Regions from separate parts of the Homo sapiens genome. Here region 2 is linked to region 1. Evidence: chromatin contacts called from ENCODE Hi-C data. All regions are on one chromosome and are shown on one strand. The core of a region is the stretch at or near the end of the contact, and the rest is flanking DNA. Distances in the headings are between cores, read along the strand shown.

What was found. A loop is a pair of places that touch in the nucleus more often than their neighbours do. Pooled maps may share reads with other maps.
Region 2: a loop to region 1 is called in a pooled map, with 3 times the contacts of the local background. The contact joins the enhancer-like site here to the promoter of RFX7 in region 1. A Hi-C loop is called at or near these places in 2 of 37 single-sample maps with no recorded cell type and 3 of 50 pooled maps.

Annotation. Positions count from the first base shown.
Region 1 is chr15:56,240,491-56,245,660 of GRCh38, reverse strand. It overlaps RFX7 (regulatory factor X7), which reads left to right and starts at 1,782. Exons shown (of 10, transcript NM_022841.7): 1 at 1,782-2,216; 2 at 2,374-2,536. The coding sequence starts at 2,376. LOC124903569 (laforin-like) reads left to right here and starts at 843. Exons shown (of 3, transcript XM_047433428.1): 1 at 843-927; 2 at 1,482-1,678; 3 at 1,779-2,310. The coding sequence starts at 843. The coding sequence ends at 2,228. It also overlaps a transcript of TEX9 not described here. RefSeq lists enhancers at 1-518, 757-806, 519-1,164, 1,165-1,810 and silencers at 1,057-1,106, 1,597-1,886, 2,037-2,096, 2,187-2,256.
Region 2 is chr15:57,282,604-57,287,768 of GRCh38, reverse strand. It overlaps TCF12 (transcription factor 12), which reads right to left. Exons shown (of 21, transcript NM_207037.2): 21 at 1-1,612. Among named protein-coding and RNA genes, the nearest start is that of SNORD13D, 6.5 kb to the right of the region's middle. RefSeq lists an enhancer at 2,931-2,990. Within about 2 kb of position 3,113, at least 2 of the 41 ENCODE cell types and tissues checked have a DNase peak (open chromatin) inside an H3K27ac peak, as active enhancers do.

The DNA.
Region 1 (5,170 bases), core at 533-3,032:
TATGATAATGTATGGAAAGTGCTAGTCTGGCACACAAAGTGTTCAACAAACATTAGCTATTTTTATCCTTCAAAGCTTCTGTCTAGTGCACACCATGTCTATCAATTAGGTCCACAAAAATACTGTCTTTACACACCCACATGAAGATATGTATGCAAAATGAATGTCGTAAACCACCTATAGTTTCCTAAAGTGGCTAAGCTAATAGAGACCTTAGAGTATGGAAAAGGGGGCTCATTTGTGTGATGCAACTCGTGCAATGGGTAGTTGGAGCACAGCGTAATCCAAGAGGCCCCGGGGGCGGGGGGGCGGCTTATTTTGCACACAGGTGTTCTTCCTCCCTGCACCCCCACCCTCAACCCTCACCACGTGCAAGCATTCAGTGTGAGTCTGGGCCTTAAGTCTGTGGGCCAGGAGAGAGGGCACAGTGGACAAAAGCAAGAGGGTTTCAGGCCAAGGCAGGGAACTGAGAACTCAAAGGCCAGGCAACCCAAGCCAATCAGATTCACCATCCACTAGGAGTCTAAAAGGTGGCAGAGCCCCACAGCCCAAAGTCCACACACAGCAGGAAAGTGGCCAGAGGATCTAACAGGTAGAAACCTGATAGACACTCTATCAGAAAAGTTAAAGCTGAAGGGCTCATAACACCCACGGGCCCAAAGAAAGGTCAGTGTGAGCTGAACAGCTGTTCCATTTGGTGCCAGAGGCCTTGGCTGTTGTATTCTACATCCACGCAGCCTCCCTGATCAGCCCCACCTAGAAAAGCCAATTCTTCTGCTCTTAAAGGAGACTGACTTATTTGTGGCAAAGCTATCATTTAGGTATGAATGGGAAGGGGGGGAATGGTGCGGAGTCTGCGGGGGGAGGGCGGGTGTTCAACGGGCTCCAAAGGAAGGAGCTCGTGGCTGACGCCTGAGCCTCCATGTTGTGAGTACTACATGCGTTTCTTTCAGAGGCAGGCAGTGGCCTTGGCTGCAGGGACCCTGACAAGCCGCGACTTGAGCTATGCTTTAGAGCCTGGGTGGAATTGGGAGCGGTATAAAGGAGGGAGGGCATTCCTGGAAAGGGGGTGGGGTGGGGTGGGGAGGTGGAGGGGAACAGCATGAGCAAAGGCACGAAGGAAGAATGAATCTGCTGCGCGTTGAGGATGGCATGGAGACTTCCCTGATTGGAGCCGGGAGTTCTTGCAGGGGGATGGAGGCCGCTATGATTGGATAGTTAAAGTGGGGCCAGATTTGGAGGGCTTTGAATGCCCGACCGAGGAGCACTCAACCCAGCTCCTGACTCGCGATTTCCGTTCAAGACCGAATTACCTAAAGGGTGGTTAATTCCAACGGGTGTTCTTCTTTGGGGGCTTCTGAAAAGTCAGTTTATCGTCTTACCTGCTTCAGTTCTCTTCATTTACTCAGGGAGGAAGTAATCCTCACATGCATGTGCAGGGGAAGGGGGATAATGTTGATTTCTCTTTACTTGCTTTGAAGATGCCTCCCCCGCCCAAATCCCATTTCCACGCCAAATATTATTAAATTTGGTTTCTCCTCCTCCTCCTCACGCAAGTTCTCTTTCTCTCGCCAGCACCTCCCCCACGTTTTCCTGCTCTCCACCAGCCGGGCCGGACTCCTCCCGGCCCCCAGCGGCGCGCTTCCCTGGCCCGCTGGCCCGCGCCGCCCTCCGCGCCGTGCGCCCCCATCCCGGCCCGTCGCGCCCGCGGCCCGCACACCCTGGTCCACGCCCCCCGGCGGAGCGGTAGGTGTTGTGCGGTCTGCGCCGGGCCGCAGTGCGGCTGCGCGCACTGGGCTGCCTCCGGGGCTGGCAGGGCAGCGGCGGCCGCGGCGGCGGCGGGGCCGGGAGCGAGCGGCGGCGGCGGCGGCGGCGTGGGGAGTGGCGTGGAGCGGTGCCTGGGGCTGCAGCAGCACGGGGACCCGGCAGTAGAAAGCCCCGGGGACAAGGAAGGAAGGCTTGGCCGCCAAATCCCTGAGCAACCGTTCTTCTTGGATTTTGGGGGGAGCCTGCCCCCCCCACTTCGTCTTCAAACGCCCCCATCTCACCCCCCCACAGCCCCGGCCGCTGACGGGAGGAGGCGGCGGCGCCAGCGGGGGGCTGAGGGGCGCCGCCATGCCTCTCCCGCGGTGAAGCGCCCCGGCCGTGAGGAGCCGCTGGTCTCCCCGGTGATGTTCCCCAGGCGGCAGGCGAAAGCGACTCACTCGAGCCCTGGGGTAAAGGCCTAGCTTATCCAGCTTCCTTCCTCCTCCTCCTCCTCTTCCCCTCCCCCTCCCCCTCCTCCTCTCCCCCCTTCGTCCTCCCCTCCCGGTCTCTTCCCTCACCCTTCCCCGCGCCCCCATCTTTCCCTCCCTCCCTCCCACCCCTCTGCAGCGATGGCAGAGGAACAACAACAGCCGCCACCACAGCAGCCTGATGCCCATCAGCAGCTTCCCCCCAGCGCCCCCAACTCGGGGGTGGCCCTGCCAGCCCTTGTGCCCGGGCTGCCAGGGACAGAGGCCAGCGCGCTGCAACACAAGATCAAGAACTCCATCTGGTAAGAGGATCCTCCATCGCTCGCGTGAAAAAGCCCAGGCACATTTCTGCTGCAAAGTGGGTGGGGGGCGGCGGGCGGGGGGAGCGGAGGAGGAGGCTGATGCATTCATTGAATGTGGCTTTCCCCAGTCGGGTGCACATTTGTAGGATCTCTGGAGGTGTGCGGACTTTGCATCAATCAGCCCCTGTCTTCTTAGCTAAAAAATGCTTTTACCCCTTCCTCAATTGTGAGTGCAGATAAACAAGTTTTTTGGTTTTATTTTTTCACTCATTGTAACAGAAATATGGGTCGAAATTAAGTCATATTGCATGATGGTGGCATGAATTTGGAACTGGAGAATGTGAAATGTGTTTACTCCTTTTTGCAGCCATAGAAGGAGGAAGAAGTGTATTGTGAATTTTCACCAAACAGATACTGTGCGTAAGAATATTAATATGCAGCACAAAACCTAATGTGTCTCTTCCTTTCAGTTGGGTTAGCTGCTATTTCTGAATGTTTTTGCCTCCCTTATCCTAATATTAAATTTCTTTTTCAGGGAGTTTATTCTTTGCATTGATTGTGAAGAAAGTGCTTTTTTAGTATAAAATATTTTAAGATGGTAGTTTACAACAAAGTGGTTTTTTTTTAAATTAAAATATAGGGAATCAAATGTCTTGCCATTTGTATGTCTTTTTAAAAGAAACCATTGATGGAATATCTTTCGCTATTTTACTTTCTTGTATGAAAATTTCCAATATTTCAGCATTAAACTCCTAAAGTCTAGTGGGAATCTTTTAATAATTAAATACACTAAGTCCATCCACTGTTAGAGCCATTGCAATATTCTTTGAACATGAACTTGCATTGTTTTGTAGGATGCTTCATTAACTGCCTTTTTTAAGTGTAGCAATATTTTTTAAATGGAAAGTAATATTTGGAATTTGGTCTAAGATTGCTTTTAATAGAAGTTTAAAAAGAATTTTATATGGTATTTTAAAAAGCCTTGATTTTGAAAATGGAAATGAAATCTTTGCAGGGCCATCATTGAATATGAGTACTAAAATATCAAAACTCATTTTCTCATTTTGAAAACATATCGTAAAGCAACTGGCGTTGCATGAACAGTATTTGCACATTTTTAAAGTGACAATTTTTAAATACAAGATTTAGGTTAGTTATATAGTAATTTTCATTATTTTCTTGGCATGCATCCATGCCGTCATGATGCTGATATGAAGTAGGTCAGTGCAGGCTTTAATAGTTTCATCAACAGTAGTTGGCAGTTGAGTATCTTGCTTTCAGTTTTAATTTTAAAATGAAGTTTAAATATTTTAAAGGAGAATTTTTTTGGCTTTGACAATAGTCATGTTGTGGCAACTTGAATAGGTCTGATAGATATGATTGGGGTGTGTGTGTGTGTGTGTGACAGAAAGCAGGCTTTATTCTTCAATGGATACCCTCACCCCCTTTTTAAAGCTATAATTTAAAAGAAGAGATGGTGAATATCTTGCTTGCCATCAAGGTTTTCACAAAACCAGTGTGTATGTGTGTGTGTTTTTAACCTCTAGTAACGTGACGTAACTTTGTGTTTCTGAAATCATCATTAAATTGAATTAAGCACCTTGGTTTTACATTCAGATGTGGGAAATCCAAGTTAATGGACTAAAATCTTTTAAGAGAGACAAATTTTAAAAGTTGAATGAGTAATGTATATTTTAATTGATTATGAGAACAAGAGGGGAAAGGAATCTTCACTTTATAGTTTTAAAATAAGTGAGTTGTGGAGGCAACTGACTGAAATGTTTGAATAATGATGATAGTCGAGTGCACTTTTTGGCAAATAATGTGTAAATTTAATTTTTTTTTATATTGGCACATCCATTACAGCCTAACTGCTCTGACTTTAACATGAGAAAAACTTCTGAAGTAGAGTGCACTCCAGTTTTTGGTACTTGCTCTGAAAAAATAATGGGCAGCAAACACGTGAATCCCAAAATATGAAAATTTATATTTTTGTTTTAAAATTGTAATGATACACTTATTGGCATCTAATGATCAACTTTAGAAATCCTATTTGCAAAAATGATTTTTATATACTTAAAATTTCGGAATAAACAACATTTGTAGATAATAAACAAAATTAGTAAATATACTTAATAGTGTCATACCCCCTGCTCCACAAGAATGGATTTATATTATTCATCAAGTGACTATGTAAAATAAAGATATCAAAAGTGAAAACTCCTTTACTACCATATATTCCTAAGAAATAGTATATATGTATTAAATCATTTTTAATAGATGATTGCAGTTAGATATTTCACATTTTTGAGACAATAATATTATTTTACAAATTATTTTATCACCTGATAATATTCTGAGAGACTATCAGTTTTGTACTACTTCCTGAATCATCCTTTGGTGCCATTATTAATGAGAGTTTAAAATTACACTCAAAAGAAATGTGACATTTAAAAATTATCAAATGGGTTTTGCATTTGGTTTATCATAGTTTCTAAATTACTGGGCTTGCATATCACAAACAAGTCTGTACTTGTCCTCCTACTCTACAAATATAAATATAGTATGTGATGTAGGCCTTTGGACAATAAGTTATCAGTTCATAATTTACTCTGTTTATTAAACTGAAATATG
Region 2 (5,165 bases), core at 1,864-4,363, 1.0 Mb before region 1:
GGAATCATCCTGATTAGAGTACCAGAAGTTCTGTCTTGTTTTTGTTCTTTCAAATTAACAGAAATCTTTAAGCTACATAGTGATTTGGGTCCTTTCCTCTGTGTGCTGATTGCCACTGTTGATATTGGCTATAAGGAATTATTAAGCCAAGATACCTCCTTTAGCATGTTTTTCTCTCCCAGGGTTGTTGTGGTGGAAGACAGGTTTCATGGAAGTTCAAAGTGATTATGTCTTTTAAAACAACTCCTAAGGATTAGAGACAGAGAGTGCCTTAATGAACAGTATTAAGATGGACTGACAAGTACTGGTTTAATGCTAATCTGGCTCATCATTTTGGGACAGGGGCAGATGGTTTGCAGTTGATTAAATCACCCACTCAATTCTTCCCCATTGACCAGCCATCCAAATGACAGAGAAATAAAGGCTAGGATAAGGAAATACGGGTGACCATTGCTCTTGTATTCCATTAGGTAATTAGCCTCAGAGTGGTGTGTTCATTTATCACACTACCTGCCTTGGTGACTACTGGGTTTTGTTATGTTCACCATAATCACAGCCTGAAAAAATCGTCTTTGTATTTTAAATGTATTTTGTGCTTACTTACAGCTAACACTTTACAAGTACTGTATGTAGTACTTACTGCTTGGAAAACAAAGCGATTTCTAAAAAGTAGATTCTTCCCTTGTAATTTACAATTTTGCTATTACAAGCTTTCCTATGAGATCTAGAAGCTTGAAAAGTCTTGGTTATTATTAGAAATAAAGCAATGTTTATTTGGGGGAAAACCTAGAGAACAAAATTTCCCCTTTTAAAATGCTAGCTAGGCTATGGTCACAGATGGTCTCTGCTTACCACTGTAAGGTAAATGTGCAAAGCACACAGGGCTGCACGGAGGAGGCTGGACTGTGACCATAAACTGTTCAGATTTAGAGATCAAATATAACACCCACAAAGAGAAAATAAAAATAAATCAAAAAATGAGAGCAAGAGAAATGCTATACCAAGTAATATTTTCCTATTTCATGGAAAACGCTATTCATATGGCAAGAGGATAGGAGAGGGCAACAAAAGACTTTTCCCTTCCTTTTTAAGACACTAATAGGTATGCCGGGAATGCTAAGGGCCAATGGTTGTCACTGCTTTGTTCTCTGCACGTGAACCGCTTTAATGTATGCTGGCATCAGCTGAGTGTAGATCAGCTTTCCACATTAACTTTTTCCCTTTATATGTAGACCTTACAGTTTCATAACAATAAATAAAATTTGTAGTTACAATGCATTTGTCAATTCAGTTTAGGCACAAGGCAACTTCCACGGTGAGTGGAGAGATCGAGACAGTCTCTGATTGTGCAGAAGCGACACACTGCTTGCAACAAAAGATTTGTTGCAAACATCTCATGGGCTGATGTTCTATCTGATGAGCTTCCTATCTTCACTTCTGATGGAAGTGTTGACCAGTTGCTTTGATCGTAGGATTACATTTGAGTTTCTTGGTTCAAGTGTTTTGTTTTTTCTTCTCCCTCCTGTCAGGTTTGTGTCTTCAGATAATCTGAGTTGTCCAAGTCCTTATGAGGAGAGGTCACCTTCTATCTAGCCTACTGATAACTCTGGAACTGTGGCAGGGACAGCCAAGGGAGAGGACAATACCAGTTAGTACATAATTGTTAAAAATAAAACACCTTCCCCCTCCCACCAACAAAAAAATGCTGGTATTCCTCATCTATATCCAGGTCTGCACTAAATTTGTAGTCTGCTAAGTGACTTAATGAACTTTTTCCTTTTAAGGTATACTGAAATGGTTTTACTTGATGTGTATGGTAAGGTTTTTTGTTTGTTTCTTTTCAGACAGTGTCTTGCTCTATCACCCTCGCTGGAGCGCAGTGGCATGATCATGGCTCAACGCAGCCTTCAACTCCTGGGCTCAAGCAATCCTCCCACCTCAGTCTTTGAGTAGCTGGGACTACAGGTGTGCACCACCACACCCGGCTATATGGTAAGATTTTTAAAGGAGATCATGCGATTACAGAATCACAAACTATAGGCGTATAAAACAGCTGCCGCAATGATGCAAACCTTCATTTTAATAACACTCAAGTTGGCAATAACTGAGCTCTGAGGTGCTACTCATTCATTCCTCAGTAGTGAGACAATGGTAAAGCCCTCAATTTGCTGCTGCCTCCACTCAACCACAGTGTTAATAGTTTACATTTATTTCATCTAAACTGAGAGCACCTGAGGTCAGAGGCTACCTTGCATTCATTTTCATATTGGTCCCAGTTCCTGGTCCACAGTAGGTCCTCAACAAATGTTTGCTATTTATTAAGAATATTTTACTCTATTAGTACAAATTCTATACATACTTATGTTCCCAATATAATATATATAGCAGTAACTCTGAAATTTTCTACTTTAAATTTTTAATAAAATAGTTTTAGATAGAATCATAACTTTTACTTCCTTATTAAACAATAACCACAGTATTGTTTAGGTACACAGCAATGCTCTTAGGGACGGAAAACTAAGATATTCAAAGCTACTTGGCCTACATTACAGGATGGCAAATTTTTGTACGTTTATAACCAGTCATTCTGTGGTCATGTCTTAGCCATTTTGATTCTAGTAGCATTGTTCCTGCTGCCCTGTCTCTTGCTACTTTTAATCTGCTATCCAATTTATGAAACCAGATAACTATCTTTATGAAATTAGCAACCTTAACACATATTCTAAGATGACAAACACTAGCCTATACAATCTATGGAACAAAGTGCATTCACTACATGTCTCATATCTTGATGCCTTTTTAAACTTAAAAGAATTCTTGATCCTTTTTTGATAGGTGGGAATGCCCAAAGTTTAATTTTAACCTAAGTGGGAAAATTTCCACATTATAAAGAGATAAAGGTAGAGCTATGAGAGCAGTATGAAATAGAGAAGTAGTAAAAGCACAGGAAGTAAACAGAAGGAAACGAGATGAGAATAAGAAGACAAAGTTGAACGAGTAAGAGAGACTGAGAAGAAAACAAGAGGAAATGGGTAGAACTAACTAGAGCGAGACAAGAAAAATAAGACACAGGCTCCAAGAGAAGTGTTAGGGCAGAATGCCTAGTGCTCTTTTTCACAGCTTGGTGGTTATCTGGGACCTGAGCATAAGTTACCTCTCCCATCACTCTTCTTTGAAATAATCTATCAGTTTAGAAAGTCTCTTTTGCACTGAGAAATAGTGGCATGGTTTTATTTTAAAACTTCAAAGTTAATTTTTTGGCCGGGCTCAGCGGCTCACGCCTGTAACGCCAGCACTTGGGGAAGCCGAGGTGGTCGGATCGCTTGAGGTCAGGAGTTTGAGACCAGGCTGGGCAGCCTGGCGAAACGCTGTCTCTACTAAAAATACAAAAAAATTAGCTGGGCGTGGTGGTGTATGTCTGTAATCCCAGCTACTCAGGAGGCTGAGGTGGAAGAATTGCTCAAACCCAGGAGGCGGGAGTTGGAGTGAGCCGAGATGATCACACCATTGCACTCCAGCTCAGGCGACAGAGTCAAACTCCATCTCAAAACAAACAAACAAACAACAACAACAACAAAAAAATCCCAGAACAAACAAAAAAACTTCAAAGTTTATTTTTGAAGCAAAAATACTTACTGTTTCATAGTAGTCTATATTTTCTACAGAGTATGAAACAATGATCTAGGTTTTAGAGGATCTGTAAACTAGCTCTTGCCTAAAGTCCCTGACATGTACAATCTGTTAGATTGCTGGATACTTTTTGTGGGGGAGGTAGTTTGAGGTTTTCTCCAGTGTGCTAATGTTACAGTTATAACTGACTTACGAAATAACTGCCTTAACTCTTCTTTTCTTTTACCCTAAATGAAATCTTCTTTGTGGTCTGGTTTGACCCTATATGTAGTCTCATTTGACCCTATATGTAGTCTCATTTGACCCTATATATGTAGTGGCGGTAGGAACTAAAACCCTCAGGAAAAGGTGAGTTACTAATATTTGTAGTTTATCTATCAAACAATCTATCAAATTCCAGACTTTCAGTTCAAAATGAGACAGCCACGAAACTGACCAAATGAAACTGCACTTGATATTTTTTTCTGTTCCACACCCCGCACTCATCTGCCTTTACTTACTACCTTTAATCTGTTGATAAAATTGGGAAAAAAACTACATACTGCTGAAAGCAGATTATAAAAATGAAGTTACCAGCTGGGCGAGGTGGCTCATGCCTGTAATCCTAGCACTTTGGGAGGCTGAGGCGGGTGGATCACCTGAGGTTAGGAGTTCGAGACCAGCCTGGCCAACATCGTGAAATCCCATCTCTACTAAAAATACAAAAATTAGCCGGGCATGGTGGTGCACACCTGTAATCCCAGCTAGTCTACTCGGGAGGCTGAGGCAGGAGAATTGCTGGAACCTGGGAAGCAGAGACTGCAGTTAGCTGAGATCGTGCCACTGCACTCCAGCCTGGGCAACAGAGCGAGACTCTGTCTTGAGGAAAAAAAAAAAAAATCACAAGGAACTGAATTATGTTTAGTCCATGAAAAGGAAGATATAAAGAACAGTCTTTGAACAAGTAAAATTCCACCAGAGAGAAGGGCATTCTGGCTCTAACATATATAATAACTTCCCATTCATTAATAGATTCTAGAGGGTGTTAACTGATGTGCTTGCAAGTGGGGAAGAAGCATCATATCATAAACTTGCATTATTGATCCAAATACAAGTGATAACTTTTTCATGTATAAAGGCTTCATGACAAAAAGCTAGATAATTGGCAGAAAACTGGTTGATGATATAGTCAGCATTTCTGAATAAAGAAATGAAGAACATGAGTGGTAACAAGAGCGTTTTCTGACGGTTGAGTCATTGTACTATTTCTTCTTGGATCAGGAAGATACTCATGTAAGAGAGTACACATGATGACTCCGAACAGAAGAACCAAAGTCACAAGATACTGCCACACTTTGAAGAAAATGGCAATTTGCTATAAAATGACACTGGCTCTCTAAGTCTGATAATGTAACAGAAAGACAAACTGTTATATTTCAAATTACATGTGACCTTTACAATGGCCACTGCTCACTAGAGAATTCTGTTCAAAGATTCTAACCCAGTTTAAGATGAATCTTAAGGTTATTTCCTTGCTGTTTCTTTTCAAACCCGTA